2 separate regions of the Mus musculus genome follow, and region 2 is linked to region 1. The links are chromatin loops, found by intact Hi-C in ENCODE. Cell type or tissue: heart. All regions are shown on one strand. Each heading gives the region's core, and the rest is flanking DNA. Links, peaks and the distances in the headings are about the cores only. Region 1 overlaps Ppp2r5c (protein phosphatase 2, regulatory subunit B', gamma). Region 2 overlaps Ppp2r5c (protein phosphatase 2, regulatory subunit B', gamma).

The links. A loop is a pair of places that touch in the nucleus more often than their neighbours do. Peaks named below come from ENCODE experiments on the same cell type or tissue, not always from the same donor. Only the 100,000 strongest peaks of a DNase experiment are listed, where the experiment ranks them.
Region 2: it touches region 1 in a loop (2.3-fold over the local background); 4 of 42 quality-filtered maps call a loop at or near these places.

The regions. Positions count from the first base shown.
Region 1 is chr12:110,532,348-110,547,834 of GRCm38, reverse strand. It overlaps Ppp2r5c (protein phosphatase 2, regulatory subunit B', gamma), which reads right to left. Exons shown (of 16, transcript NM_001373949.1): 5 at 3,650-3,760; 6 at 2,148-2,240; 7 at 1,934-2,064. Among named protein-coding and RNA genes, the nearest start is that of B930059L03Rik, 51 kb to the left of the region's middle. In heart, for the core only: a CTCF peak has its summit at 7,830 (motif pointing right); no DNase peak of the experiment used is centred there; H3K27ac peaks cover 313 bases.
Region 2 is chr12:110,480,400-110,495,886 of GRCm38, reverse strand. The region is part of intron 3 of Ppp2r5c (protein phosphatase 2, regulatory subunit B', gamma); the gene reads right to left. Gm19605 (predicted gene, 19605) reads left to right here and starts at 10,251. Exons shown (of 6, transcript NR_168658.1): 1 at 10,251-10,332; 2 at 11,680-11,851. In heart, for the core only: a CTCF peak has its summit at 5,725 (motif pointing right); no DNase peak of the experiment used is centred there; H3K27ac peaks cover 823 bases.

The DNA.
Region 1 (15,487 bases), core at 6,478-8,977:
AAACACCATGTGGCAGCACCAGTCCCTTGTGAGAACTGAGTCACGCGGACTTATTCTGAATAAGCAGCCGAGCGGTCAGCACTCAAGGGACGATCTCGGAGGCAGGAGGCCCATCCGCACCCACCCACAGTGCACGAGTTTCACATCTGTGCTTCTGCTGCCTGATCAAAACCGCTCGCTAGTCCTGGAGAAACAACTCTACAGGCAAGGCCTGGATTTTGGGACTAAGAGACTGGAATCTAAGCTGTACCCATTGTATGTAGACAATGACGTCAGCTGAGTGATGACATTGTGAGGAAGCAGAGCAACAAGAAGTGAAAACCAGGAGTGGACATCATTCTCCGACTCGTCAGCAAGCCAGGGCTGGGCTGGGTTCCACCAGAGAAATATCGTGTATTATGGGGAGCCTGGAAAGGCTCAAAGGGAAGCCACACAATGAGGGCCCCAAGATCGCCATGTGCCACCAGGCAAAAGATCCTGGGAAACCCCAGGCCTGGAAAGGCCAGAGGGCCACACAGGCGCCAGCCTCACTCTCAGCTCCCCTTTCTGGGCCACTGTCAGTCACTGCTGGGAGCTGAAGCAGGGTCTGGCAGGCCGGTGCACTGCTGTGAGCGCTGCCGTGAGGGCCAAGGGCTCAGGTCTGGCCCACAGCTAGACTGTGAGGCTTATTTATTTTACATCAGACGGATGTCACATTTCCATCACTGCCAACATTTGTTACTTTTCGGCTCCTCTAGAGTCAGATGTCACAGCAGGAGCCAATGGAAGAAGCCAACAATTACTGAGTAATCGGCTTACTTAGTTGGCCTTCCAGGTACTAGTCAGAAAGAGCTACACAGCCCAGGCTGGGCAGGTGCCTCACACCCTCAGTTCTAGCAGAAGCAGGAGCTCTGAGTTTGAAGCCATCCTAGTCCAGTGAGTGACAGGCTAGCCAGGAGTGACATAAGGAGACCTTCCTATGAAAGAGCTACACAGACTCTTCCTCCAGCACCCACTCTGTCTCACTGTGGGTGCATACAAAGCTGGTGTCACCGAGGCGGCCCCTGGGGAGCAGGAACCATGTCAGCCCATGTGGACTTCTTGAGGAAGGAAATCTGAGGGCTCAAGGCAAGGTAGGGCAGCAGTGCAGCCTAGGGTAACACAGGGCTGCACAGTCTGGGGAGGCCAGACCCTGGAAGCATAGCTATAACTTAGGATGGCTGCACATGTTAACCAGACAGCAGCAGTGACATGGACCACGTGAATGGAGCCCTGGCTCACTAGGGCCTCTATGTAGATGAAGCTGTGGCAATCTTCCTGCCTCGGCCTCCGGAGCCGTGTTATTATAGGTATAGACCTGCATGCTCACCTGGGATATTAGAACTTAAAGAGTCATGAGGCGTGGTCAGAGATGAGACAGGGATGGGGGAGAGGCAGGTAGAGATAAGACAGCTGGGGTCACAGCCACCAATGTATTTGTCCTTTCTGAGCTGGGGGTTGTGGGGACAGGCAGGTCTGTGGTCATTCTTAGATCCTGAAGTCCCAAGTCTGGGCATAGATAGGAAAGCTGTCTTGTCTGCCAGCTGCCAGGCTCTCCTCTCTGTGTTTGGCTGGCCCTCAAACTGTTCATCTACTTCCCAGATCCTCGAAGGCAAAGGCTGCCGACTTCCTTGCCGCCTCCTCCTCCTTCCTGTCTTGCCTGGAACTGAGCAGGAATAACAAGGTAGCAAGCAGGTGCCTGGGACAGAAGCATCTACATTGTGAGCAACTGGACAACTCTGTAGGAACCCAGCAAGGGTAGGGAATGCAGTAAGACATGGGTGTGTGTGTGTGTGTGTGTGTGTGTGTAGCATGAGCGGTGGCGTGGTGGGGACATGAGCACATGACTCAGTTTCCCTCCGCATCTTTGATGTGACAGCAGCAAGGGTGGATGAGAACCACACGGGGGACTTACCTATAAAATATATTATTGATCTGTTTCCTGATGTAAGCACGCAGGCCTAAGAACTTCCCATAGATTCTGTGCAGGGTGGTTTTTAGAAAATCTCTCTCCCGAGGATCCTCGCTGTCAAACAGCTCTAGAAGCTTTAAGAAAAATAAAACGGCACTTAGTGACAGTGGCCATGCTGTCCTTAAGGCTGCCGAAGAACGCCTGGCTGGGAACTTACCTGCAATACAAACTTCTGATCAATATATTTCTTTGCTATATTGGGTTGGAAATCTGGAGACTCTAAAAATCTTAAGAAAAATTCATAAACAAGCTAGGAAGAAGAAGAAAACAACAGTGAGTCAAGTTACATGGCACTTCATCAGGCTCACGCACAACTCTCTAACTCATTCTTTATCACCTCTCTAATTCATTCTTTATCTGCTCAAAACACTGGACTTAAGAAAAACCACACATGCATTCAAAATTAACGCTGAATTCTGTGGCTTAGCATAATTATAACTGCAGTTGGAATTCTTTTATTTAGTGAGAACCACAGACTATTTCTTAAATGGCACACAGTGCTTTTCATGGCTTAGCTGCTACCCCTGGGACCATGACCAGACTTGAGGGTAGAGCCTGCAGTCTGCCGTCTACATGAATCATGGAGTTCTAAGTGGACAAGAACTTTAGGATTGCCTGAGAGAGGAACACCAAAGCACAGCCACTGAGCCACAACCACTGTGGTTCCCTTTGTAAATAAACAGCCCAGTGGGCTGGATAGCAGGACAGTCTATCCCGGGCTGTGTGGAAGCCAGGGGCTTTGCAGGTGGGGCATCTGGCTCCTTCCCAGGCTTCTTTCTCACTTTGCTTCCTCCCTCTGTTTCCTCCCTCACCAAGGACATGCAGAAATGCAGACATGCAGAAATGCTTTGCTCCTGCTAGCCTCATAACAGTGGCCGTGCATCGTCCAGGTATCAGCAAGGAGCCTAGGACCCAGGCACCGAAAGCCAGGAGCACGCCTGGGAAACGCTCTAAACCTGTGCTGGGCAGTTTTATATTAACTTGACACCCACTGCAGTCATCTAAGAGGAGCGAGCCTTGATTGAGAACGCTGTGAGCAAGCCTGTAGTGCATTTTCTTAATTGCTGATTGATGAGGAAGGGCCAGCCCATCGCGGTGGAGCCACCTCAGGGCTGGAGGGCTTGGTTCGATGAGAAAGCAGGCTGACTAAATCATGGAAGCAAGCCAGTAAGCAGCACCCTCTATGGCCTCTGCATCACCTCCTGACACCAGGTTCCTGCTCTGTTTTGAGTTCTGGTCCTGACTTCCTTTGATAATGAACAGTGATGTGGAAGTGTAAGCCAAATAAGCCCTCTCCTCCCCAACCTGCTTTGGGTCATGGTGTTTCATCACAGCAATAGAGACTCTAACTAGGACAGAGCCTGAACTCAGTGCCATCAGTAAAATTGCCATCATCACTAAGGGCACACAAATCAGTCTACTTCTCTGGCTTGTGTAATGGGTCCATAAAATCAGCCTATCAATAACTCACAAACTTATTTAATCAATCTTTTCCTACTTCTCCCTTCTTTCCCCCTCTCTCCTCCACTAAAACTTTTCAGACCAGAGACTCCTTGAGAAGATCAGAAGCCCCTGGCTATCAGCTAGTGGCCCTGGGCCCTCTCACCCAGCACACACCATCACACTCCATCCTATCCGAGCTGGTGCCAAGTCCAGTACCTGCAGATGAGGCCAGGCTGCTTCTAACGTTGGTTCATCCTCTTCTGGGTCGAATTCTGCTCCCGTGGGATTGGAGGAAGGTGGCAAGGTTCGGAACATGTTAACTGCAAACTAAAACCCACATATTCCACGATCACAACCAGGACCCTCGAGTATTACCAAGAACAATCCAAGAAACACTGAATAATCCTAGTGACAGATGCTTCCCACTCTTAAGTTGGTGGTTGTTGCTGTTTTTCTACTTTTCTTAAAATTCAAAAGATGTGTTGGTCGCCCAAAGGAGACAGGATCAAACTTGAGGCTTGAAACAGACCTTTCCTGGCAGGGGACCATCCAACTGACTGCTACCGGCACTCTGACCCTCAACTGTCAAACCGTCAAGACAGCTGACCCCAGAGGCTGCTTAGAGGTTCGCGCTGACATATGAGACGTTACATCTAGTGAGTGGGGAAGGGAAAAATGAGAAGAGGACAAGATGATAAAGGCCACAGAAGACTAAAGAAGCAAGACTGAGAAAACAGCTCAGCGCTGGCCTCCTAACAACCACGGAAGCACGAGGCAGACGAGGGACTGCTCAGGCAGCCGGAGATGGCTTCGGAAACAGGACGGCTTGAGAACACAGGGAGACTTCACAGCGCACAGTCTGGCTGTGTATCCAGGGGTCGGTTGAGCAGAGCACTTGGTCTGACTGGACCCGCACAAAACACTTTGACTGGCCAGTGATGGAAACATCAAAGCTTCTAAGGCATTAATTTAGGGTTGTTGTTTTTTTTTTGTTTTATTTTATTTTTGTTTTTATTGTTTACATGTGACCTATTATCTTATGACAACTATAAACCCACCAAATGCCTGTTCCAGTTTATAGGTAATCAAAAAGTCCTTGTCCGCTGGGCCTGGTGGCGCACGCCTTTAATCCCAGCACTCGGGAGGCAGAGGCAGGCTGAGTTGGAGGCCAGCCTGATCTACAAAGTGAGTTCCAGGACAGCCAGGGCTACACAGAGAAACCCTGTCTCAAAAAACCAAAAAAAAAAAAAAAAAAAGTCCTTGTCCCACATTGTTAAAAGCGCAAACCCAAATATCAGACATAAATGGGAAGGGCAGCTCTAGGACAACCTCTTGGGACGCTGCTGAGCCTAGCAGTTGAGCCTAGAAGGCAAATGAGCACCTGGTACTTCCCTGGGTTTCCTCCTCCTCCTCTTCTTCCTCCTTGTCCTTCTTAGAGATTTATTTTCATGGTCTGTGTACTGCATGTCTGACTGGTGCCCGTGGAAGCATGAAGAGGCTGCTAGATGCCCCAGAGCCGAGGTTATGCATGGCTTCAAGCCATGAGGTGGGTGCTGGGAACTGAACCCACGCCCTCTGCAAGAACAGCCTTCTCAGAGTCAGAATTATAGTAACGAGTCTTTCTTCTTTACTGTCACTACTACCTAGCTTGCAATCCGGGCATTTCTTGTGATGTCACCGGCATCAAAGCTAGGAGCAGCTGTGCAGCTTCTATGAAGAAGGCAGAGACAGAAGAGGAGGCGTGCAAGGGAGAAAACGATGGCCAGAGATACAGAAACAATGTATGCCTCAGGAGGGAGGCAGGCCTATGCGCCACGCCTGAGTGCCCACATAGAGTATGAGTGTCAACTCCTGGCCTCTGGGGACAGGAGCCCTCTGGGATCCAGAAAATGTGCATGGGGCTCTGTGGGGCCTCCCAAACAATGGATGGGAAGCCATGGAGAGAAGCAGGTGCACAGGACATTTCTCAGTAGATGGGGGATCAGGGCAGAGGGCTTCCTGAGGGAACACACCTTCGAAGCTCAAGGATGAGGCAAGGAGATGGGATGAGCTCAGTCACGCACAGCCTGGGTGGACCATCAGTGCCTTCCAGGGAAGCCCTACAGTGGCAGAACTGACCCTGTCAGCAGCAGAGACTCCCTGGGCCTCCTGTACCTTCCCAGGCTGTGACTGTATTGGGAGATGAAAGTTAGAATAGAACCGAGTCCTCTGTCTGATCTGCCTGTCTCCTCAGATGGAGAAGAGCTAAGTAAGGGGCCTTAAAGAAAATAGGAGATGGCTCTCTGCTCTCTGACAAGCATAAGTTGCAGGCTCTGGCGGGTGCCATCGCAGAAGCAGAGTAGGGTATGTGGAGACCCAGGAGGGTCAGCATCTGTAGAGGAGGTTGGGGATTCAGAGGAAGATCTTAAGAGATGCTGAACACTGCCCCGCAGGCATGGACACACCACACAGGAAGGACCAACACACTGGAAGCGGCTACAAGCATCGATGAGAAAACAAGCAACTGTTCCCAGGCAGAGAGAGAGAGAGAGAGAGAGAGAGAGAGAGCTCTTCCCAGGTTATCCCCAGGAAGAGGAGATGAGAGGAGGCCCTCAGATTAGAGCTCCAAGCTGGGTGTGATTCTACAACCAAAGATGATGCGAGCTGTGCAACCCACCCCAGGAGTATTTAAGGAGCAGAACTGTGATGTCTCGGACAATGAAGAAAGACAACAGCTCCTATCATTGTCATCCCAGGAGTTCCTGTGTAAGGAAACCTGACACCTGGAGCTCCCAGACACTTCGTTAGTGAATCACAATACACTGCCCCCCCCCAAAGGTTTATTAGAGCTAGTGCTGGGGTAGGGGGAGACAGAGGCGAACATATAGTCTGGTACCCCAAACTTTACTGGTGTTTCTAATCGGGTGCCATGTTTAAATATAAAAACTTCAGGAGCCAAATTTGTAGAAGGACACGGGTGAGGAAAGCAATGGCACTCATGTGACCTCCATGCTCCTGGGACCTGTGGTGCTGGAGCGATGGGACCAAGGCCGGATGAAGGGCCGGAAGCCTGAGGTGCTGCGCAGTGTGCCAGCCTGTCATAATCTTGTAAATGGATGCATATATTCTGAGAATAATGGAGATACAGACACAAAGCAGGAGCGGGTCGCATGTGGGAGGGCAGCATGACACTGTGACCTTTTCTCATCTAGAGTCAAGACAGGAATGGGCATTCTGCCAGGGTCTCAATGTGCCGTCTCTGAAAAGGGCAAACCCTCTCTTCACACCAGGCTGCTCTGAGGGTCACAGAGAACATCTGCAAAGCATTCTGGCTCATGCCATTGCTCATCATGTCCCAAATGTCTTTCCTGGAGACAGTAGGAGCGGGCATGTGTTTGTGCTAATCCACAAGGCTCCACCTGTGCCACGCACGACTGTAATACCAGAAAGAACCGACACTCTCGCTTTTCACTACGACAGCCCCGGGGATCTTTCTCAAAGGGTCTTATTCTCTGTTTTAAATATAAGCCAAGCCGGGTGGCCACGCCTTTAGTCCCAGCACTTGGGAGGCAGAGGCAGGTGGATTTCTGAGTTTGAGGCCAGCCTGGTCTACAGAGTGAGTTCCAGGACAGCCAGGGCTACACAGAGAAACACTGTCTCGAAAAACTAAAACTAACTAACTAACTAAATAAATGCCAAAGCAGCCTGAAAAACAATTTACAAAGAAGACTCTTACAGTCCAGCAGCCCTGTGCAGCTTCTCTGTACCTGTATCAGCCATCACCAATGAGTGGGTCCGTGACCACTTACGTAGCTGTGATGTAAAGGGACAGTGTCAAATAGAACAATGATTCTCATTCCAGAGACACTGGGAGAGTATTCATTTCTCAGCTCTTTGGTTTGTTCTGACCCACCGCTCCCTCACTTCCGGTTCCCGCAGTCCTAGCGAGCATGATTTCTATCTGGGAGGCCAAGGGCCAAATGATGGCTATCTCCAAACACTTCCTTCCACAGACAGCACTGGGGTACCGGGTTCTAAGAGTCAGAGTGCGAAGAGACACATTTCTGAGAAGTCTTCAAGTCACCATTTGTTTATATGTTGTATACTTGTAAAGCAGGGGCCCAGACCTATCAGCAAAGGTGGGCCCCAAGACACAAAAACCAAAATAAAAAACCAAGGGCAGCAACATCAACAACGAGAAGCTGTATGGATGGAACGATGCCATAAACACAGACATGAAGACATTCGGCGCTGAGAGCTAGTCATCTGGCTAGGCGGCCTTCAGAGAAAGCACAGAAAGGGATAAAAGGCTCTATGGACAGCTGCAGCAGCGCGACAGAACCTTCTTCACCAAGGCCATCTCCTACAGGGAACCCACAGAGAAATTTTCAAATTGAATTGATCGGTTTGTTGTGTGCCAGCAGGTGTCACCTGGAGTTCAATGACGTGGGTACTCTGGCTGGTCTGTGAGCTCCAGGAAATAGCTACCTTTCCAGCAAGGGCATCACACATGCATGCTGCTGTGTCGGGCTTTTTCATAGAGGATAGATGGCAGGCACTTTACCAAAGAGCTACCTCCCCAGCCCTGCATGCAGTCTCACACATACGGTGAGACAAATCTTGGATAAACTTGGTGAATGTATTTAGCCAGCCCTCTAGCAGACACTCAGAAACTCGCACAGAGCAGGTCCTCTGGAAAAGTGCACATCGGTCACCTTACTAACGGAACTAAGTACAAAAAACCTGCCAAAGGCGGTTCAACCTTTGCCTCTCAGCTGTAACGCAATGCAGTTCTCACTGCTGTCCCTACTCTCAGCTCCTGCACGGTGCTTCTCTGGAGTGCTCACCTCAAGTGCACCTGGATGGTGGGGACATGCTAGGCTTTCACTCCCAACCCGGGCCCTACGACATTCACTCAGTAGCTCTCCAGGGGAGCGAGGCAGAGCCAGAACTGCTTTTAAACACCGCCATTTCCCGCCAAATAGATGCCTGCACATGGCACTTAAAAACCCATCCTTAAAATTCTTACATTTGAATAGCTTTTCATTTTTACAGTCTGTTCAAATATGGATGAATGTCTCTCTCTCTCTTTTTTCCCCCTGGTCTTTTCTAGACAGGGTTTCTCTGTATAGTCCTGGCTGTCCTGGAACTCACTTTGTAGACCAGGCTGGCCTTGAACTCAGAAATCCGCCTGCCTCTGCCTCCCGAGTGCTGTGATTAAAGGCGTGCGCCACCACCGCCCAGCGGATGAATGTCTGAAATGCTTGCTACCAGAATTGTTTGCATTAGTATGTATGTGTGTGTGTGTGTATACACACACATATATGTGAGTTTTTGGTTTTTTCGAGACAGGGTTTCTCTGTGTAGCCCTGGCTGACCTGGAACTCACTTTTGTAGACCAGGTTGGCCTTGAACTCAGAAATCCGCCTGCCTCTGCCTCCCGAGTGCTGGGATTAAAGGTATTCGGCACCACCGCCCAGTGGATGAATGTCTCTTATCTGAAATGCTTGCTACCAGAATTGTTTGCACTAGTATGTATGTGTGTGTGTGTGTGTGTATATCCATACATATACATACACACATACTATATACATATACATGTATATACATATACACACACACATACATACATACACACGCATATATATGTGAGTTATTTTGGGGATCGGATTCAGGTTTAATTTGTTCCTTAAACATATAACCTGGAGATAAGTTAAAACAAATTTTCCCCATTAAATGCATACAACTTTTTTTAGTGGGTCTAGGTCAACTGTAAACATTTCCATTGTGGTATCATGTTGGTGCTCAAAAATTCAGTTTGGATTTTCAGATTAGAAGTATTTATTCTGTGTGTTCTAGTATTTAAAATAAGATTTCATTTTATGTGTATAAAGAGGTACCTGGGTGTGTGCATTGCACACAGTGTGCCCTTGCCTGTGGAGGCCAGAGGAGGACACTGGTTCTCCAGAGCTGTAGTCACAGATGGTTGTGAGGCTCCTGGTGTTGGGTATTGACTCTGGGTCCTCTGTAAGAGCAGTGAGGGCTCTTAACCATCACTCCAGATGCCCAACTTACATGTTCTAACATATGGTTGAAAATATCAGGGAAATAAAAATTTATAATCTTTATAGGATATTAAATAATGGGGATGTAGTTGCAATTCTTTTAACAACTGTTCTAACAATTCATAGTATTTTATAGCTATTGTACAACTAAGTGTGTGACACTATCTTACTTCTGATAATGATGAAATGGGACAGCCATTTTACTGTGTGAATTTATTTAACATTTTTAAGAGTAAAGAAACCATGACAAGTAATAGCTCGTAAGGCAGGTCAATTAGTATCTGCTTAGAAATAACAGTGTCCAACAGTGGGAGGGTTGGAGCTGAGCTCAGCTGGCAGCCTGCTTGCTTGGCAGGCAGGAAGGCACGGGCTCCTCCCTGGCACATCATAAAACAGAGCACAGGCTTGTAACCTAGCACGTGGAAGGTGGAGGCCGCGGCGTCATAAATTCAGGGCCATTCCTGGCTACGCAGCCAGCATGGGCTATAAGAGACTCTGTTTCTAACAAAACAGAACAGAAAACCAAACCACACCAAGTGTTTGCTGAGTATGTAGCGGCTTGGCAGGGGACTCCTCTGTCAGGCACAGGCCCCAGATTAATTCCCAGTATTGTAAGAAAGCAAAGTAGAACAAAGGTGGAACAAGAAACGAATCCTGAGTTATTTCCCATGGCCAATGGTTTTAAGTACATTCTGGATGCTGAATCCCAAAATGTTTGATGCTGACCAATTTTAACATGAAGCTGTAAGTGCGGTCTAGTGAGCAGTTACACCTGGATTCTAAGATCAGTTTTTTAACACATTTGCTCTGTCTAGCAGCAGATGGATATTTTTATTGGCATAAAGTGTGAGGGAGTTAGGAAGCCTTCAGAATATCCCATCAATATGCCCTACCTCCCACACAATGTAAGGAAGTGAGAAAGGCCATGGAACCATCACTTACGTGACTGCCTTTAATCCTACTACCCTGTGCCCATGGCTGACTCAGTTGAGGCCATAGCTAAGTGTCATAGGGATGGGCTTATTCTACTGTCCTAAAGACCAAACTCACTAGGTAAAAATTCATGGCACTACATCCTTCTGATCCCAGGAGATGGAAGAGATGAAGGGAGCCTGTAATGACCACCAGGACACTCCCAGGCTGTAGAGCCCAGCAGGAGGGGCAATGTGAACTTGCAAGGCTGAGTCAGTCCCACAGAGGAGGGAGTTCTGAAACTGGAAAGGTCCTGTCGTTGATTAGCACAACATCATGTAGCTATTTGATGTGAGAAAACTACCAGGGGCCATGAAAACACACACAAGGATTAGTGAGGACCCAGTACAGTTGACATTTTACCCGTAGGTTTCATGTCCCTGGATTCAGTCAATCAAGTCTCAAAAATATTTGGCATAGCTGGGCGTGGTTTAATCCCACACCTTTAATCCCAGCACTCGGGAGGCAGAGGCAGGCGGATTTCTGAGTTCGAGGCCAGCCTGGTCTACAAAGTGAGTTCCAGGACAGCCAGGGCTATACAGAGAACCCCTAAAAAAAAAAAAGGCAATAAAATGCTGCATCTCTGCTGAACATAGAGACTTCTCTTTTTAAGTCATGGTCTTCTAAACAATACAGTGCATTATATAGCACCTGAGGTGTTCTAGGTAATGAGTCATCACACAGCACCTGCAGTGTTTTAGGTGTAGTCTCTAGAGATGACTTAAAGCAGGAGAAAACTGAGAGTGGACAGGGAGACGTGCTTCTGCAGACATGATACCCCTCATATAAAGGTCTTGAGCATCCCCTGATATATGAATCCCCCTGGACATTGAAAGATAACTGTATTAGGGGAGGCTGGGGAGAGTGGCTACTTTATCAAGCAGGCCAGGAAAACTCCCAACCATTGGTGCCTTGGACTCAGCGCCATCTGGGCCTTGGATTGGCAATGGAGAAGTTGTTAGCTCTAGGCTAGCACAGCTCAGGTCCTGCTTAATGGTTAAAACAAGAACCAAAAGGATCAAACTGTCTCCATATTTCTTAATTGCATCTCCAAGTATGCCTCAAAAACATTAAAAGGAAAAAAAAAACTAAATATACAGGACTCAACAGGACAAATGCACAGTTTCACACAGGTGAAGACCAGATAGGTGGAAAACAGGGAAAGGCAATGCACACTGACAGAATAGGCCATCCACCTGGAACTGACCTGACTGAGGTGGGTATCAGCAGACAAAAAGTGAGGCATAGACACAGAAGCTATAAACAAAAGATACAAATCCAACTACCAGGGGTGATGCCCAAAGGGTGAGACATGAACTACGGGGTGGAACTGACAGATGAGAGACCGGGGAGCCTGAAGACAGCAGGGGAGGAGCCAGGCAGGAACCGAGGAACAGCAGAGAGCAACGAGACAGCACCCGCGAGCCCGGGCAGCCCCAGATCCCATGACTCTGGGATCCAATATACAGTAATCAGAGAACAGAGTCCCAGAGACCAATGGCAGAACACAGTGGAATACAGAAACAGACTCACTAATATAGTCAATTGATGTACAACTACTGTGCAAAGCTGTTCTATGGAGGTTGGCAGCCTCTTCAATGATAGGGCGGCTAAAAGAGCCTGCAGACAAATGAGCCACAGACCTAAATCAGAATGTAAACCTGTAACAAAGAACACAAGGAAAATCTTTCTGGGTTCTTTAGCCATGGCTCCACAGTATTAGCAATTACAGAAATGAGTCAGAGCTGGCTTCATCTAAATGAAGGACAGAGTTCTTGGGTGCTAGCGTGCTGGCCCGAAACCCATTGCAGTGTGCACAAAGTTCATGCACATCTGAGTCTAAAGCTCACCTACAAACACAACAGCTTGCAGCCAACGCCAGAAGCCACCCAAAGGCATCAACTGGGGGAGGGATAAGCGGGCTGGGTGCTTGTACAATGAACAGCACAGGGAGCAGTTTGAGGGGACCACTGACTCACCCAACAAGATCAATCGCCAACACTTGCTTAGCAACAGAAACCAGACTCTAACAGTCACACCGGGACAAGCCCACTTCCCAGACGTTCTGGCAAAGACCAGGGCACAGGTATATAGAAAGATGAGTGGCTGGCAGACAGTGTGAGAATAACTCTCTCTAGGCCAGAGGCTCCTCCAAAGTTCCTGGCTCACCTCCACTCTGGTTCTTTGAATCTCTTTGATCTGCTCCACGAGCAAAAGGAACACCTAGCAACCATGCTGGCTTGAGACTTGCTACGAAGAGCAGACCAGCCTCAAACTTGCTGCCATCTCCTTGTTTGTGCCGCCTGAGTACAGGGACTGCAAGGTTTTAACCTAACAACTCTGGGGCTCAACCATCCAAGCTCTACTGAGATACACTGAACAAGCGAACTCCGCACATCTGACTGACACACTGGCCACACTCCTCAGCCCACCTGTGACATCACCTACGACCTGAACTCACTCATCCTCCCCAAGGCTTCTCAGCAGATTTCGCAAAAGAAAAAAAAAAAAAAAAGAAGAACTAGAATGAATTTGTTGGTTGGGAATGAGCATGCCTAAAGCAGCGAGAAGGGTGGCGTGAGGAAAGAGTTGTTTTCTTTTTAAATTTGTTTCACTTGTTATAAAAATAACCATGTATTTCTTTTACTATTTAAAACCATCAAACAGGGGAATTTTTCAAAATTGCAAGAGCAGAGCTCTTTAAAGGATGCAGATAATCTCAGCGCGTCACTGTTATTCATAGTCTTTAACCCAGGTTATTGTAACGCTGGTAAAGCAAAGAACGACAGAGGGCCGCGTGACTTAACCCTCACTCGAAGCAGGGCTGTAAAGTATATGGAAACGCCGCTGGCGACTATCCTCTCCTCCTCAGTTCTAAACACCCTTTCCTTCCCCACTGCACGCTCGCAGCACCCGAACAATGCCCTTTCCTCACTGAAGCAGCGACAAGTGTCCAAATTCAACCATCCCAGGGTCCATGAGATGCCTGTCCTGGGATGTGGGTGGGAGAACACTGCAGGTTTGTTCCAGTATATCCTGAGGAAAACCCGAAAACCAGTATGTAATCAAGTGTGCAACAGTGACTAGATTAATGGGGTGAGTGGTAAAATAATGGGGCGAACTCAATCCTGGAAACCAACAGGAGTCCTACGTGGGCAGCACTATCATAGTGTTACACAGTGCTTGATTTTAGTCTAGTTTTGTTTTTAATTTGTGGAGTTTGGATGATAATAAATGTGGTACATAATCATTGTAAAAGTATTTTAGAATTACCAAAACACTGGGCAAAGTGGAATTCCCAAGGTCACACTATGCAAAGGCAGGTATAGCTAACCGCTGGGCCTGTCTTCCTCTAGGTTTATTTTTAGAGCCTACTTAAATAAGTAACCAACAACTCAGCCTCTGTTAGATGAGTGACACTTCACTGTGTTTCATGACTCACTTTCTGTCTGCTATTTTGATTTTATTCTTACGAATTTACTTCTATGCCACAGATAGAAAACAGCACTTCATACCGTGTGTTTTTAATATCCCAGTCACCTAATCTAACCAACTCTCCATGAAATAAGTCTTGCAGTTTAATGTCCTACTGCAAAAAGCAACACTCACATTAAACCAAGTCACAAAAAACACCTGAGTTCAAGGTATCAAAGACTGGGAATGAAAATTAGAAACAAGGAGTTTGAGGGTTGGCTCAGTGGTTAAGAGCACTTGTTCTTACAAAGGACCCAGGTTCAACTCCCAGCACCCACATGGAAGCTCAAGAGAATAAAGAGTGTCTAAGAGAATAGCTTCATACTGAGCATGGGATATGGGGCAGAGAGAAAGCTGTCCCTGAGAGTCTGTGGATCAAGTCTGGGCTATCCTCGGATGTCCAACACTCTCCTTTGAGCACACAGTACAATAGTGACTGGGGCATCTGCACCTAGAACTGGACAGTAGCCTCTCTCTCTGCACATCTCAAATCAAATCAAACCACATCTTGTTCCTACCCTAACACCACCCACACCTGCCCATTTCTCTCAGCTGTCCCAGCTAAGTAGCTTACTCCACTACCTATCTGTCATGCTGGGGCATGTCTGTCAGCCAGCCTGTCCCACGGCAACCCCCACCCACCATGGCAAAGCTCTTCCTACATGTTCTCAGCAGGCAGCCAGAGTGAAGGGGCAGTGTGCACTCTCTCACAACCATTAGGTTTCCAGGGTCAGGACTCTAGCCACACTCCACCCAACCTAAGTCTTTTTGCTCCTGGGGTCCTTGGAGCACGGCCCCTGCCGGGCACCACCCTGCCCCACTCTCTGACTCTGGGCGGATCAGCTCATCCTCTAGACAGTAACAGTGGTCAGGCTGCCTGTGCAGCTCTCAGCTCTGACTGCTGCTACTACTGTCTGGTCTTGTCCCTCAGACACGTCCAGGCAGTCTCTGGGAGGGCTGAGACCATATTACCATTTTCAGTGCAAGCGCCCTCAGGTAACAGGGTGCCTCGGGAGTTCAGAAGGGATGCAGTGTATGTTTCCTGACTCACTGAGTACACTGAGCTGTGTTCTGGTTAGTGATCCAGCACAGGTGTCTGGGTAACCCCAGAGCTCCATGTGCTGCGAAGGGCTCCTGAGCCAGCCAATCTATCCAAACAGTGCCCTAGCCAGACCTCTTTCTGCCCACAAGGCCTCCCTTCCTGTGTCCAAGGCTTTAGAGAAAGTAGTGTCCCATGAATTCAGCAATTCAGGACCTCAACTTTCCTCTTAGGGAATTTACTCTCAGAAGGGCTCTGCTCCATTTTTACATAAATTAAGAAATTTAGGGTAGGAATGGTTAAAATGGCAGTGCTTCCAACTGCTTTTCCATCTCCGTCAGTCTTTGGGCAGCAGACCTGACTGTGACAGCAGAAGCAATGCTGCAGGCCCAGATCTCCAGCCACCACGTTTATGCAGGAGCCACAGTGACAAATGCTGGGGCTGTCTCTTCACCTTGTCTTCCCACAGGAGGAGCAGTGCACTTGGCATGCTGGCTGATCTCAAACTCTCTCCTCTTTTCTATA
Region 2 (15,487 bases), core at 4,480-6,979, 50 kb after region 1:
AGTGCAAGAAGCCAGAGAGTGATGGCACACACCTTTAATCTGGGAGGCTGAGGCAGGAGGATCTCTGTGAGTTTGAGGCTAGCCTCGTCTACACAATGAGCTCCAGGACAGCCAGAGCTATACAGAGAAATCTTATCTTGAAAAACAAACAGAACGAAACAGACAAAAAAGAACAAAAGTGGCTTATTTATATACGAATCAAAGGAAAAAATTTCAAAAACAGATTTTTAAAAAGATAAAAGGAACTAACCAAGATGTGTGGAGGCCAGGGAGAGCCGGACATCCACCCTGCACAGCCTGAGCGCCCTTTCCACAACCATGGGGTAACTGCTTAGTTCACTCAGCCTATTTTGTTCGGTTTGTTGTCGTACAGACCTGAGTGGGAACACACAAGACACCAGCTCTGGGGAGCACGGGGTTAGGTTCCCTTCCAGTGTGGGCTAGAGAGTCTTGGGATGAGGTTTTCTGATTTTTGTGGCGTCAGAACCCGCCTACTCACTCAGTGTCAGGTTCTATGTGCAGACCAAGAGGAGCCTTGATTGGGTGGGTTACATCCAGAGATTCCGGCCATGGAGGAGAAATTTTACAATGTCACCCTCTCCTTAAATTGGTTATTAATAGGCCTATTTCATGTCAGACCACACCTTTACTAAAACAAACTTATTTTTTTTAAATTAGGGGGAATGGTACTATCCTACACTTTTGTATATGTCTCTGCAGGAGACTTAACAGAAGGCAGGCAGGTTTGCATGGCTGCCTCTGTATTCAACTTCCTGTGGTGAGTTGTTTTTGTCGAGGAGTATGGGAAACACTCTCTCTCTCTCTCTCTCTCTCTCTCTCTCTCTCTCTCACACACACACACACACACACACACAAGCTCACTTCAGCAGCCTGAGCATTTCCAATGCTCTTCCATCTGACATTCAAACTCAGGAAGTGACAGCTGCAGCTTTAGTTACTTTGGTTGTTAACTCTGTTTTTTTTGTTTTGTTTGTTTGTTTTGTTTTGTTTTTTGTTTTTTCGAGACAGGGTTTCTCTGTATAGCCCTGGCTGTCCTGGAACTCACTCTGTAGACCAGGCTGGCCTTGAACTCAGAAATCCGCCTGCTTCTGCCTCCTGAGTGCTGGGATTAAAGGGCGCCACCACGCCCGGCTGGTTGTTAACTCTGATTGGCTGATTTTTGACACTGTCTTACTCTGTAGTCCAAGCTAGCCTGAAGCTAACAGTGATCCTCCTGCCTCCGCCTCCTACATGCACCAGCCACTATACCTGACCAGCAAATACCACCTCTAAGTCTTAGCTGCACTGTGGATCTGAGGCTGTGCTGATGAAGTCCAGGTACCTGAAACTCCTCTGGCCTGCAGTGCACCCTCACTGACTCCATTGCTGGCATGTGCCTTGCGCTGTGCTTATTTGCTGGTCCCTAGGACTCGTCCCACTGTCACTGAACAATGCCACAATGGCAGATGCAAATTTTCATAAATCTATACTTGGTTTGGAAGCTGAAATTTTACAAGAGGCAAAAAGTAGTGTTGTGACCGTTTCCTTTGAGCCAATAAGCTTGCTTCTTGCATATCTGAGGAAATGTGCCCAAATGTTCATGTCCTAAACACAATGTGACTCTTGGTGTTTCAAGTAGAAGTGAAGGTCCTAGGAAGGTGGCTGGAGAAGTAAGCTTGCAGCTCAACTTACCAAGAGGGGGCGTCTCCTCAGCAGAGCCAAAGCGCTGAGGCCATGCCAAGGCGGCCATGCTGAGCTGCCTCTATGTGAACTTTGCACTTCCTCACACAGACTTGAGAAAGTTTGTGTCAAAGGTGGGATTTTCTAAAACAAATCACCTTCATCAAGGTAGACAGGCATGTGCATGTCAGAGTGTGTGGTGGCCGATAGCTGGACCCGGCTACCTTCTTCTATAAAAGCAGCTGTTTACCCATCACTGTCTCACCATCAAGCCAGTGTCTACACAGCATTTAGACTATCTGAAAGGGGCACCCGCAGAGAGACCCCTTGAAGGTAGCTCTGCAACTCTGGGGTTCCTAGTGTGTGTGATGCTCTGTAGACTACAGGGCTGTCACAACCACCGAGTTCTGAGTATGTGGCTCGCAGGTGCATGTGGTCTACACGGAGCTGGAAGACTCGTTTCTGTAGCTGTGCAGGAACAGAAATCAGCTACAATATCTACACCGCTTCTCATCTCTAGACTGAAGGGCCAGCAACTTTGCAAGGGTTATGACTGCTCCCTAGAAGGGAGCATTACTGTTCTCAGGATTTCGTAAGTTAAAACACCACAATTTAGAAATAGCACTTACAAGCAACACAACCAGCAGACACAAAAATTCAGCATATGATGAAAGCTGTCATATGCAGATGAAAAAAATCCCCAAAATATTAACATATCAAGCTCTACTAAAGCACCACGATATTAAAAATTAAAACACTAAGACTTAAGGTTACACCTGAGATGTCACTGAGTTCGAATGCTGCCCAGTCTGACAGGCGAAAGATGAAAGTAAGCTGAAGGGAAAGCAGAGAGCCAGAGCTTCCTAGTTACACACGACAGCACTAGCTAGGCACGGTGGCACATGCCCCAAGTCCCAGACACGAGGGAGGCTCAAACAGGAGGGCTTCTTGAGCCCAGGAGTCTGAGACTAACCTGGGCAACATAAGCCCCATCTCAAGAAAAGAGGGGAAAGAATCAACAACAAAAAAAAGAAATGCATCCCTGTGAGCAGTCAGTCCCAGCGAAAGCATCCGACTACGAGCACACTATGCTCAAAGCTCAAATGGGAAACGACATGGGAAACGACACGGTCACAATCGGCATCACTGACTTCAAAACTGAACATGTCTTATGGCTGTTAACGGTAAGACTCCACTTTGACAGTTAAAAACCTAAGTTCGAGTTTTCAGGTTGGACTTGAAAAAAATTAAAAAAGGCTGGACCAATCAGCCGGGCAGTGTGGCACACGCCTTTAATCCCAGCACTTCAGAGGCAGAGGTAGGCGGATTTCTGAATTCAAGGCTAGCCTGGTCTACAGAGTGAGTTCCAAGACAGCCTGGGCTACACAGAGAAACCCCCGCCCCCCCCCCCAAAAGGCTCTCCCAGGGGTTAGGACATGCTCCACAGAAACCATGGAGGTGGCACCTGGGATCACCCACGCTCACAGGTACTGAGGGTGCTGCTTTAGTGGGGCAACACAGGAAGAGATGAGGGGGCTTGGGAAGCCAGAGGCAAAAAGACCTTTAAGGAGAGCAAACATGCAGGCGCCCCAGCTGTAACTGCGGTTAGCTCTTGGGCTCTAGAAAGAACCACAGGCACCCCACAAAAGGGTCCCCACGGCCACCACTAACATGTGGAGAGACTCACAGCATTTCTTTTTTTTTTTTTTTTTTTAAAAGACCCAATTTTAAACAATTTATTTTATTTATTTTTTTTAATTAATTTATTTATTATATGTAAGTACACTGTTGCTGTCTTCAGACACTCCAGAAGAGGGAGTCAGATTTCGTTACGGATGGTTGTGAGCCACCATGTGGTTGCTGGGATTTGAACTCTGGACCTTCGGAAGAGCAGTCGGGTGCTCTTACCCACTGAGCCATCTCACCAGCCCCGACTCACAGCATTTCATTCGAAGCTCTTGGCTTATATTTACTTGTTTATTCCTCTCACAAACACTGAAAAGGTAAATCCCTTAATTTTCCTATTTCTAGGTACAGAGAAGGGCTCCCCTGCCAGATATAACCAAGGTTTTGGATCTAATCGCGTGTCTTTATCCTTACCCTGAAGCTCAGAGGAAACCTTGGTTTTATCTCCTTGAGAACCTTAAGGGCAGCTAGTTACTGTGTAAGGCCAGTAAGAATGCTGTCAATATCAAATCAAGCATGGACCCCAAAATACACGGGGGCCATGCAGCCGCTGTGAGTTAGCAACCAGGGGGTAAAACAGCCAACACACATGGCAGCTGTGACCAGGTCGGGAGCAATTCCTGTGCTGTGACAGGTCTGTCACACTCTGAAGTTCGTCTTTCAAACATCCTGAAGAATGTAAAGCCTTTGTCCCCGTGAATGGGTACTGGGGTGTCTCCTTCCCTGCATCCTCCGCTCTGTGCATCAGCATGCTGCCTTAGACTTAGCGGCCCCTTTACCACCCGAGCAAGGTGCAGACATCCTGATGCGTCACTAATAAGACACTTTAGTCTCCATTCCCTGGCAGTAAGTTACAAAATCCCCATCTTTACCACACCCAGAGAAGCAAGGACATCCACAGCACCAGGGCCCTGCAGCACACAGTGCTCCCCAACTGCCCCAGTCCACAGTTAGCAGGTTTCACTGCAGGTATGTGTCACAATGTAGCCCCAGGTTGGCCCTGAACTTACAAGCATCTCAGGCTAGTCTTGAGTTTTTGGTCCTTTGACATCAGTCTTGCAGCACCAGAATTACAGAACAGCACCACTCCAACACAGCTTCATTTTGTAGATATTTTAAAATAACATTTTAAATATATTTCGGAACATGTGTGCACATATGTCAGAGGGCAGAGGACAAGTTTCAAGATTCCATTCTCTGCTTCGGCACACGGGTTGCTGAGACAAAACTCAGATCATCAGCCCCTCCCTCTGCGCATCTTGTTGGGCCCCTGAGCTTGGTATTTTCACAAACAAGAAGCTGATCTGCATTTACTCATTGCGTCTAACCATTACACTTTAGCCTGCATTCTTAAACTAGAACCATTTTTTGATTTATGGATAATTCACGAACCTAAAATAAAACCAGTCTTCTATCTGCTCAGTATGTAGTGACTTTGCTTGCTTTGGTCTTGTCAAACTTAAAAAGGAAGACTTTAAAACGTTTTCAAAATTACATTACAAAAAATTTAAGAGTGAGTGTGTGTATGTGTGTGTGTGTGTGTGTGTGTGTGTGTATGTGTATGTGTGTATGTGTGTGTGTGTGTATGGGTGTGTGTGTGTGTGTATGTGTGTGTGTGTATGTGTGTGTGTGTGTGTGTGTGTGGCCTATGTACAAAGGTCAGAGGACAACTTGTGGGAACTGGTTCTCTCCTTTCACTGTGTGAATCCAAGGACTGAAGTTGAGTTGCCAGACTCGGCGGCTCCTTTACCTGTGGAGCCATCTCTTGAGCATGACTGGTTTGTTTTTGCTACATAGCCCAGGCTGACCTTAAAGTGACGATGCACCTCAGACTGGCCCTGATCTTAGCATAATCCTACCTGCCTTAACCTTCCAGAGGGCTAGGAGTACATAGCATCACGTGGTTTAACAAACAGCTCTGGGCTGGAGGGAGGGCTCTGTCATTAAACGCATGTCTGCTCTTGTAGAGGATCTGAGTCTGTCCTAGCACCATTGTCTAGTGGCTCACACTACCTGTAAATCCAGGAACGGAAGGTCCGGTGCCCTCTTGTGGTCTCCTGGGGCTCCAGCACTCATATGCACATACTCACACAGACACACATATACAAAAATCTTAAAATGTGTACGAAAAACAAACAAACAAACAAACAAACAAACAAACAAACAAACAAAAAGTGTATAACCCACAGCAAGCCCTACTCTCTCAGGTAAGAAACAACTGCTGCTCCCCAGGCATCACAAGACACAAAGTCCTATGTGCAGGAGACAGTGAGCATGTAGGGATACGAGGGGACTGTCCCCTCACCTCGTGATTCTGTGACAGGAGCTGTGCTGGGCTCTGACTGTCTTAGACTCATTGCATTTCTGTAATCCTGCAGAGGGCGCTCGCTCCCTGTTCTCTCCAAAGGGTGGGGGGAGGAGGAATAATGTCTTTTGGCACTGGAAGGACTCAAAAGGAAAAGTGGAACAGGTGGATGTGGCCTTGGTCCTGAAACTAACAAGACAATGCTGCCTCTGCGCTGGGACAAACAGCCGAGGCAGTACCCACATAACCGAGGCAGTACCCACATAGTTGGCCCCCAGGCTGGGTGGACTGAGGTTCAGACAGACACCGCAGGATAGCTGCTCCCCAGCAGGCTGGAGCACGGAGAGCAAGAGTGAGAGAGAGCGAGAACGAGTGAGTGAGCCGGTGCTCCTTGAGCCAGCACGGCACTGCGGGACAAACATGGAACAAATCAACGTGGGGTGAGGACTCACAGGCACTCCAGCCTCGCCCTTGCCGCCAATTCTCTTCCTAGGTCCAAACACCCCATCCAGCCCTCCCCAGACACCTAACCCAGATTTTCCAGAGCCGGGGCTGTTGTCCTGAGAGAGCTTCTCTTCTTCCTGCCTCCACTGCCAGAGTGCTCCATGAGAAGCTGGGGACTGAACCCTGGGCTTCATGGGTGCCATGGGTGCCATGTGATTACTACCTGCCAAGCTTCTCTCATTCTTTCCTCAGCTTTCCCTCTTATTCTTCTACACAATTAACATGTCTCAGTGAAAAAATAAACCAGAAATGGCTTCTACTATAAAGCAACCATGTGAGTAGCCTCCCCAACTCCAAGGGCAGAACTAATTCCTGCAGCACACACGCACGCACGCACGCACACATGCAGGCATGCAAGTGTGAGTGCACCTTCTCCAGGATGCCTGCCACAGGGCACACACATGCACAGGAAGAGTGTACTGGTCATTCCTAAACTCTGCCACTCAGAGGGTGAGTGACAGACAGCTCATGGCAACCAGAGAGGGCGTCCTTTACAGTCTCACTCGGGCAGGCGGGCAGCTTCCCTTCCCTGTTTGGAGAATGTGGGTAGCAGTGGGCCCTGGTCTGCTCACGCAGCATCTACCTCAGGCCCGTCCTGAGTGCCCCCTCCCACCCACACTGCGCAGTCACGGTCACACTGTCGTGCTAGGAAATGGAGGACAGGGCTCATCCACTTCACTTGCTTCCTGCCTGGTTTAAGTTCTTACTGGCAGAGTGAATGTCCACCAACCCATGACCCAGCGAGGATCTGCCACAGAGAGGGGCTCTCTTCATTAAACCCCACTTCCTAGGACAAAGAGGCTACTTTAAAAAGGACCACCAGCTCTCCTGCTGCGAGCTGGGTGTTCCCACTGTCACCCAGGAAGTTTCTAAGAAATGAATCAGCACAAGGTTATCAGGTGCAAGGCTTTCTGATGGCCCTGAATACAGGTCAACAGGAAGAGGTTCTAGACTGCCTGTCCTGCTTCCTTCTCTGGTGGCTGGCATCTTCCTGGCTGAGCTGTCTCTGCCTGAAGCCTAGCTCTGAGATGGGTCCTCCACGGAGGGCAGGAGTGATCCATGGTCTTCACAGAAGCTCAGACAAGCAGCAGTAGCAAGAACAGGTCTGGAGGCCGGAACCCATGAGCAGACCCAGCCTGCTCCCTGCATGTGTAAATAAGACTTTGTGGGTCGACAGGCAGGCCTCTTCATTTACCGCTGTAGCTGCTTTTGCTCAGGGCCAAAAATATTTACAGTCTGGACTTTAGTTGAAAGAGTGCCAATTCCAGACTAGACCTTTGCTGTCCAATTTGATAACCCTGGCTGACACTTATCTAAGATAAAGAGTTTTAAGTGCTAGATGGTCACATGTGGCCACGGGCTAGTAGAGTGGACATCACAAAGTGTGTTTCCATCTTGGGAGACTGCTCTCTTGGACAGCCTGTGAGTGCAGGAGCTGTGTCATCAAGCTAAATTTACAGCCATCGCTCTCCCCGAAGGCAGTCAGGCCTGCACTGGTTAAACCGTCTTCCCTTGACACTTGAACTTGAACTTTTGGGAATGGTGAATTCGCCACATTAATCACTGTCAGCATCACCAGCTACCGAACTAACTGGGAGCAAACGTCAGGTGAGCAGCAGCACTCACTGCGACTTGACTGCCCCTATCCCAGTGCCCCCACCCACGGGGAAAGCAGGCCACTGCATCTGCTCAAGGACCAAGTCAGGATCAGCCTAGAGTGTGGCTGTCAAACTTGCCAAACACAAGGTATGCAAAATGAATAAGAAATGAACTCTGGGTATACAACTGTCATGCAAAACAGGGCCATTGAACTAAAGCCCTGACCAGGCAATGGGGAGCAAACTGTAATCCTCTTGCAAGACGTTCGGCCAACAGCCACAATTTCTCTCCAAAAGTGACTTATAAAGATTGCAAACAAGATAAAACAGCTTCCTAGACTTGGACTCTAGTCCTACCATTTGAGGGCTATGTGGTCTTGGGCAGGCTGTATTCCCTTTGGAGTGAAAGATCCCTCTGCCTCAAGGAGGCGTAGGATGGAGGGCCACCCTCTCCTGCGTCTTCTTCCTTCCTTCCCAGCACCCCAGTTCCTGTGCTCCCCAGGGCTCCCTGCCCACAGGTGTCTCTTCCTGTCTGTCCTCTGTCCCTCTCCAGCAGGGGACTCTGGGGGAAGAGGCTGTATTTTAGTCATTTTAAATGACCTTCAGCACTTGGCTCACACAGCCAGGTCATTAGAACAATAACATTAACATGTCTGCTTTAAGAAGTCTTCATGAGGAAATCAAGTATTCCTTGAGACTTAAAATTAGGAGCTATTCCAGCCGTTTGCATTACAAGCCATTTTTAGGTGGCTACAGGTTTCTTTCTGAAAACCTTGAGGACCAGGCGCGGCACCTTCCTTGACAGTTAGACACTGAGCAGCTCAGGGAGGACGCTCTGTGATGGGCACGGTAAAGTGTGGAACAGGGCCTCCCATAAATTAATCATTCTATTTATAAAATGTAAAACCAAATGATTCTATTTTTGAACAAATTCATAATTCCAAGAAGAAGTAGAGTATCAGGTGTCTAATAAGCACCAGCAGGCTCACAAACCAAAGGGGTTGTTGAGGTTGCCGACGTGGCTCAGTGGTGAGGAGCACTTGTTGCTGTTGGGGAGGAGCTGGCCTCAGTTCCGAGCACCTGCGTGCTGGTTCATGAGCATCCCTGAGTCCAGTTCTGGAGGACAGGAAGCCTTCTTCTGACTCTCTGGGCACCAGCAGACATGCATGTGGTCCACATACATACATACACACACGCAAAATATACACATACATAAAAACTTAAAAATTAAAAAAAAATACCCATAAGGGACCTCCTTACATGTATTAATATAGGACTTGTACCTGCAATCCAGTCAAGTCACTGCTCATTAGCCAATGGCTCAGAATCAACATACATACTGCTGCTGGGTTCTGCAGCCGAGGCACCTGTGGTCACCCTTTGCTTCTTCTGGCCATCTTACATTTAACCACTGTGGAAGCCAACTTCTACAGCAGTTCAAGGAGGCTGGAGAAAAAGCTACACATTTGCTTCCGACAGGCCAGCCATTCCCGTGACCTACATGCACACTGAAAACTTGTTGCCCTTTTAAATCTTAACAACGCCTTTGTCAATGCAAAGCACAGGCAACCACTGTAAAGCTAAGAGCCTAGCATTTAACAACCAGAACCCCGGCAGATCTCAGGGGTTCACGCAGGAGCCTAGCTCCCTTCAGGCTGCATGGCTAGAGCACACATCTTCCAAAATGAAGTTCTCCTCTCATCAATTCTGCACATTCTCTGCCTGCAGTTCATCCTTAATTCAGAGCTGTGACCGAGGCAAAACCCTTGCAGTATTACCCAACACTAACACCAAGGTAACTCAAACTCAGTGAACAGACAACTTAGCCGGGCCCGGCTGGCCCGCCCCTTTCCTTCCCCGGGCAGTGACTTCACATCCTTTGACATCAGCACAGCCTCGAAAGGGGGATGGGAGAGCAGCGAGAAAGCAGAAAAACCAGCTTTGAACTCTGCGTGCAAGGCCTCCTGAGCCTCAGGCCCCGTAAGTAATGTGTAAAATGCCCACCGATTGGAGGTGACACCCCTGGCCTGCCCAGGCGCAGTCCCGTCAACGTGAAGGGGACTCTGCTGGTTAGACTTCCTGCTTTTCCCATCCAAAGCACAATAGCCATTTATTAACTACCCACGGAAGGTTCCGGTCAGTAGAACACACAATAACTCACCTCGAATGTGGAGAAGGGCCACGGGCTGGAAAGGCCCGTTGGAGCTGGCCGCATCCACCACCATCCCGCTGCCCGCTTTATTACATGTCAACATCTAGGCTCCAGCGGGAAGGGCGCTGTACTCCTTAAGGCAAGAAACCAGCCTCCATTTTAGTTTAAAAAAAAAAAAAGACAAACTGAAGCTCTCTGCAGCTGGAGGGAACTGGCTGCTTCGTGATGTCACTAGGCATGGAGCTCGCTGATTGGCCAGAAGCTGCAACTTAAAATGACACTGGGGGAAAAAAAAAAAAAAAAGCCTGCAAGCGGAAAGAGCGTTCTGTTTGGCTGTCAGTGTGTGTGCATTAAAAACCTGGGCATTTTCCGGCTTTCCAGAGTCTTCATTTCTCACTAACTTTTAGGTAAGAATCCCAGCTCTTAGAGGGTGGCACCGGGGGCCGCAGCCCCGTCAGAGAGCACATAAATGACGCCAAGAGCGGCCAGAAGAAAGGAACACAGGCACGCTCCGTCTCCAAGATCTACCGTTCCCCAAACTGGTTCCCCCCAGTTCAGTGGTGCCGTACGCCAACCTGTCCTGTGCCCTCTACCTCTCAGCTCTTATTTTATTCATTTAGGGTTTTTTTCTCCTTTTTTTTAAAACAGAACTAGGGGGTGAGCCTAGGGCCTGGTGCTCACTAGGCAAACCTCTGCCATTGCTAGACTTCCAGCCTGAGCAGAGCATGCTGGCACCCCAGTTTCCAGGAAGCAAGGGGTTATCTATTTAAATACTAAAAGCTCCAACCGACCGACCAACCGGTCTGGGCTCTGCCTTGTGCTCAGCCTCCTTACTATCACCAGGGCAACTGAGGGATCTATAATCGGACACCGGCTTCTTCCTGAGACCTTGTTTCCTCCCCCAGCCCAGAAAAATGAGGGTTAAAAATCTGTGGAGGAGCTGCTTAATAGTTAATAGTCAGGAAGTGCTACAGACGAAGGTGTGTCTACTCCACAGCTATGAAAACCTTTAAAAGGCACAAAACAGAGGCGGGGGCATGAGAAGAAAACACAATGTCAGGTGTGTGTGTGTGTGTCTCCACAGCTCATGTGGAGGTCAGAGGACAACCTGTGGGAAACAGTTCTTTCTTTCCACCCTTGGTCCCAGGAATCAAACTTGGATCTTCAGAATTGGCGGCAAATGCCTTTACTCACTAAGCTGTCTGTCTGGCCCATTCTATTTTTTGTAGTTTAAAAATGTTATTATGTTAGATTCCTTAAGTTATGCTTTCTTTAAATTAATTAAGAGGTTTTTTCTATTCATTTATTATACTACTATTCATATTTTTAAAACAAAAAAGAATTAACATAAAAAACTATTCTCAGAGAAGAGAGCCTTTCGGAGTCAGAGCACTGTCAGGATGCTGGCAAGATAATGCCTGCTGCCGGTCTGCAGGGAGGCAGTGAGAGTGGGAGGAGACCGCTTTCAGGACTTTTCAGGAAAAGTCTTCCCTTCGGAGAAACATCTCTGGAATTATGCTGTGCCACTTTATAATGCTCAATTCAAGAACGGGACAAATAAACGCCTTTAACTCCCAGACACGTCTGACACACGGCTCCATGACGTCTGTGGGTCTAGCCTGATACACTGCAGTGAATGAACGAACACTTACAGCCATTCACCAACAAGAACGGATCTTACCTTCTCAGTAGCTGCTAAGGTAGTTCAACAGGAAGAAAAAAGTCTATCTGAATCCCTCTCCTCTTTCCTTCAGAGCCAAAGATGCTGCGGGATTCTACAGCTCAGCAGAGCATGGGGGCAGGGCATGCCAGGCGAGTGACCTCAGTCCTAGTGTACTCTCTCTAACACTCAAGTGGAAGACGCCTGATGGTGTTCTCTGCACTGCAGTTGTGGGCGACTGGAGCAGCTGCTGCTTGGATAGCAAGGTAATGTAAATGAGATTCTGCCTGCCCACTTGTCTCCAGGAGTTTCTCAACTAACTCCATCCCTACAACCTCCCCGCCCCCACTGCCTCTCAAGACCTGCAGGTGGTGCTGAGGGCAAACGTCACTTCCCTCAAGTCACCCCCTGAGTGAGGAGTGATCCAGAGGGACTCAGCAGACACAAACAGCAATGTGGGAAGGGGCTAAGGGGCCACAAGCAGACACTTCTGCCTGCCAATAATTTCCTATGTCATCCGAGGTGAGATGGGGGCTAGCATACACTAGAGCTATGCTCATGAACTGGAATACAGACAGGCAGGAGAGGAGATGCCTAACAGCTTTATATAACATAGACAAATTCAAAGGCAAAAGAGCGAAGACACTTTTTGATGTATTTTTCCTAATGATCTTACATCAAAGGATTTCAAACCTTATTAGTGATTTCTCCCATACTCTTGGAAACCTTAGGCATACAAAGTAGTTTTTAAAGACTTCTAAGACTATAAAACATGCCGCACTAGATATAAGGCAGGCACACCATACTCTCAGCATCCAGCTGAGGCAGGAGGAACTCAGGACAGACTACACAGTAAGCCTATACAAAAAGAGACATACATCACAGGAGAGCAGGGGACAGGAGCAGTGACCCAACACCAACAAACGCTCTCAGACCATGAAGAATAAACCAAGTCGACGGATGGGGGGAATCATATGAACAGTCCCCAGAAGACAGCACGTAAGTGATTCGCAAACAGTCAACTCAAGCCCTTCCTCGCACCAAAAAACCCGCTGGGAATGAGACAAGCAAACCAAGACAAGCCACGACTTCTCCAACCCCACAGCTTTTACAAGAAGAGGGATCTTCAGACAGGATGAGGGATCAACCCTACAGCTATAGGCCAGCGCCTGATGGACCCTGAGCAGATCTGAAAACAGTTACTCTGTGTCTCACAAGAATCTACTCTGTTGGTTTTTGCTTTTCCAGGTAGGCTTTGAGTAGCCCTGGCTGTCCTGAAACTCACTCTGTGTACCAGACTGGCCTGGTCTCAAGAGATCTGCCTGCTTCTGCCTCCTGAGTGCTGGGATTAAAGGCGTGTGCCACCAATACCCACTCACCAGAATTAAGACCAATTCAAATAACCCTGACCTTTTCCACATCTCCCTCCAACCAAAGAAAATATAAATACAGATTAATAAAATTTATTAGAAAAACATTAAGCCCTTAGGATTTAAATGATCAAGTTTGTGTAAAAAAACAAAACTATGAACAATCAGAAACTGCAAGGCAGAGTGTTTTTATCTATTAGGGCAATGATAATTTTTTTTACAAATGTCTGTATTTATTTAGTGCACACATGTCAAGGGACAAATGTGAGGGTCAGAGAACAGTTCAAGAGTCAGTTCCCCTTTCCTGCTATGTCGGTCCCAGGGGTCAGAGCCTAGGGGTGACAGCAGCACTTTTGCCCACTGAGCCATCTTATCCACCCAACTCTAATGATACAGAGAACAGTAACTGCGTTGTGCCAGAGCTTTGACAACAGAGCTATCGACTGCTCACTGGCTTAGAAAACAGTCAGGCAACAGGCACCGAGAGGCTTTGCTTAGTAATTTTACTTTAAGAACCCATTCTAAGCCGGGCTTGGTGGCGCATGCCTTTAATCCCAGCACTCGGGAGGCAGAGGCAGGCGGATTTCTGAGTTCGAGGCCAGCCTAGTCTACAGAGTGAGTTCCAGGACAGCCAGGGCTACACAGAGAAACCCTGTCTCGGGGGGAAAAAAAAAAAAGAAAGAACCCATTCTAGAAATAAAATAACCATGGATGAAACAGTTCACTAAAAACATATTTTACAACTGGGCTGAAATATGACACGTAACACAAAATCTATTCTTTATTACATTTACCTGGGTCTGTGCCCCCCCCCCCCCACACACACACACATACCACGCCATGAAACAGAGGACCCACCTACAGGAACCAGACCTTTTCTTCTAGCATGTGTCATCTCCTGAGCCACCGTGCCAGCCCCATCCTAACTAACCATTTTCACGTGTGCACCTCAGTGGTCTAGAATCTTTCAGATGGGTGCCCTGACGTGGAATGGAGTAAATCCACTCTAAACTCTGTGAGGTACCTCCATATGGTTGTTAAAGTTCTTGTACCATCTGCTGTTCCTACCAACAGCACACAAGTCCCCGTCCTCTTCCGTCAGCAACACTGGTTTGCGTGTAATCTCGAGGTAGTTTTCATTTGCATCATTAATGATTAGTGATGCTGAGCCTGTATGCTTGGGCCTATGGGTCATTAGTGTATATTCTGAGAAATGTCCACTTGAGTCTTCTATATATTTAAATGAAGTTGTTTCGCTGTTGTGCATGTGTAGGAGTTCATATGGTCAAGATATCAATCTGTTATCAGGCTTGTCATTTGCAAATATTTCCCTCTCCTCTGTAGGCTGCCCATTCTGACGACTGTGCACCCTCACACACACTGAGGTTTTAAGGGTGACATAGCACAGTTTACCTAGTTTGTCTTTTATTATCTACAATATTTAACAACGTGTCCAAAAATTCACTGGAATCTAATACCATGAACTCCCCACTGCCAATTCCTTCAAAGACTTTTTATACTTTTGGTTGACAGCACTTAGGATTTTGACGCCTTCTGAGGTAATTATGTTTGTGGACTTCCAGTTTCCAGTACTTTCCCGCTCTGAGCTGGCTTTACTCCTGGCTCTCTATGCTGGTTTAGCCTTGGGTGTTGTTATGGAAACCCACAGTCATCCTGTTTACTGTAACTTTGTTGCTTTAAAATCAAGATGCGTAAGGTGCCAGCCCTTTCCTTTTTCAAGATTTGGAATGTCTTGGTCTTCCCAGTGGATTTTACGATGACTTTTTCTGTTTCTAGATGAAACCATTCACCTCTTGGTAGGACTGCCTGCATCTGTAGGTCCCTAGGCTGGCACTGATCCCTTAACAACCCTAGGCTTCCAATCCAAGAGCATTGGCTGCTCCTCTGGTGGTTTGACTCCCATAGACTCATGAATTTGAATGCTAGTCCCATAGGGAGTGGCGCTGTTAGGAGGTGTGGCCTTGTTGGAGTAGGTGTGGTCCTGTTGAAGTAGGTGTGGCCTTGTTGGAGTGGGTGTGGCCTTGCTGGAGTAGGTGTGGCCTAGAGGAAGTGCATTACTGTTGAAGTGAGCTTTGAGATTTCCTATGTTCAAGCTCCACCCAGTGTGAAATTTCAGTTTCCTTTGGCTGTCTTCGGGCCAAGACACAGAACTCTTGGCTCCAGCAGCGCCATGTCTGCCTGCATGCCACCATGCTTCCCGACATATTGATAATGAACTAAACCTCTGAAACTGTAAGGCAGCCCCAATGAAATGTTTTCCTTTATAAGAGTTGCTGTGGTCGAGGTGTCTCCGAAATAAAACCCTAACTAAGACACCCTCCTCTCTTCAGCACTGTCTTCTATCTCTGTTCTGGGTGTCTTAGAGTTTTTAGTGAGGAGTTTCTCAACTCCTTAATAAGAAATTCCTAAGAAATTTATTCGTTGAGAATATGACCTGTTATTTATGATTCTAAGACACTGTAAACTAATTTAATGTCAAAGGAACTGAGAAAGGTTGTGAAGTTTATACAG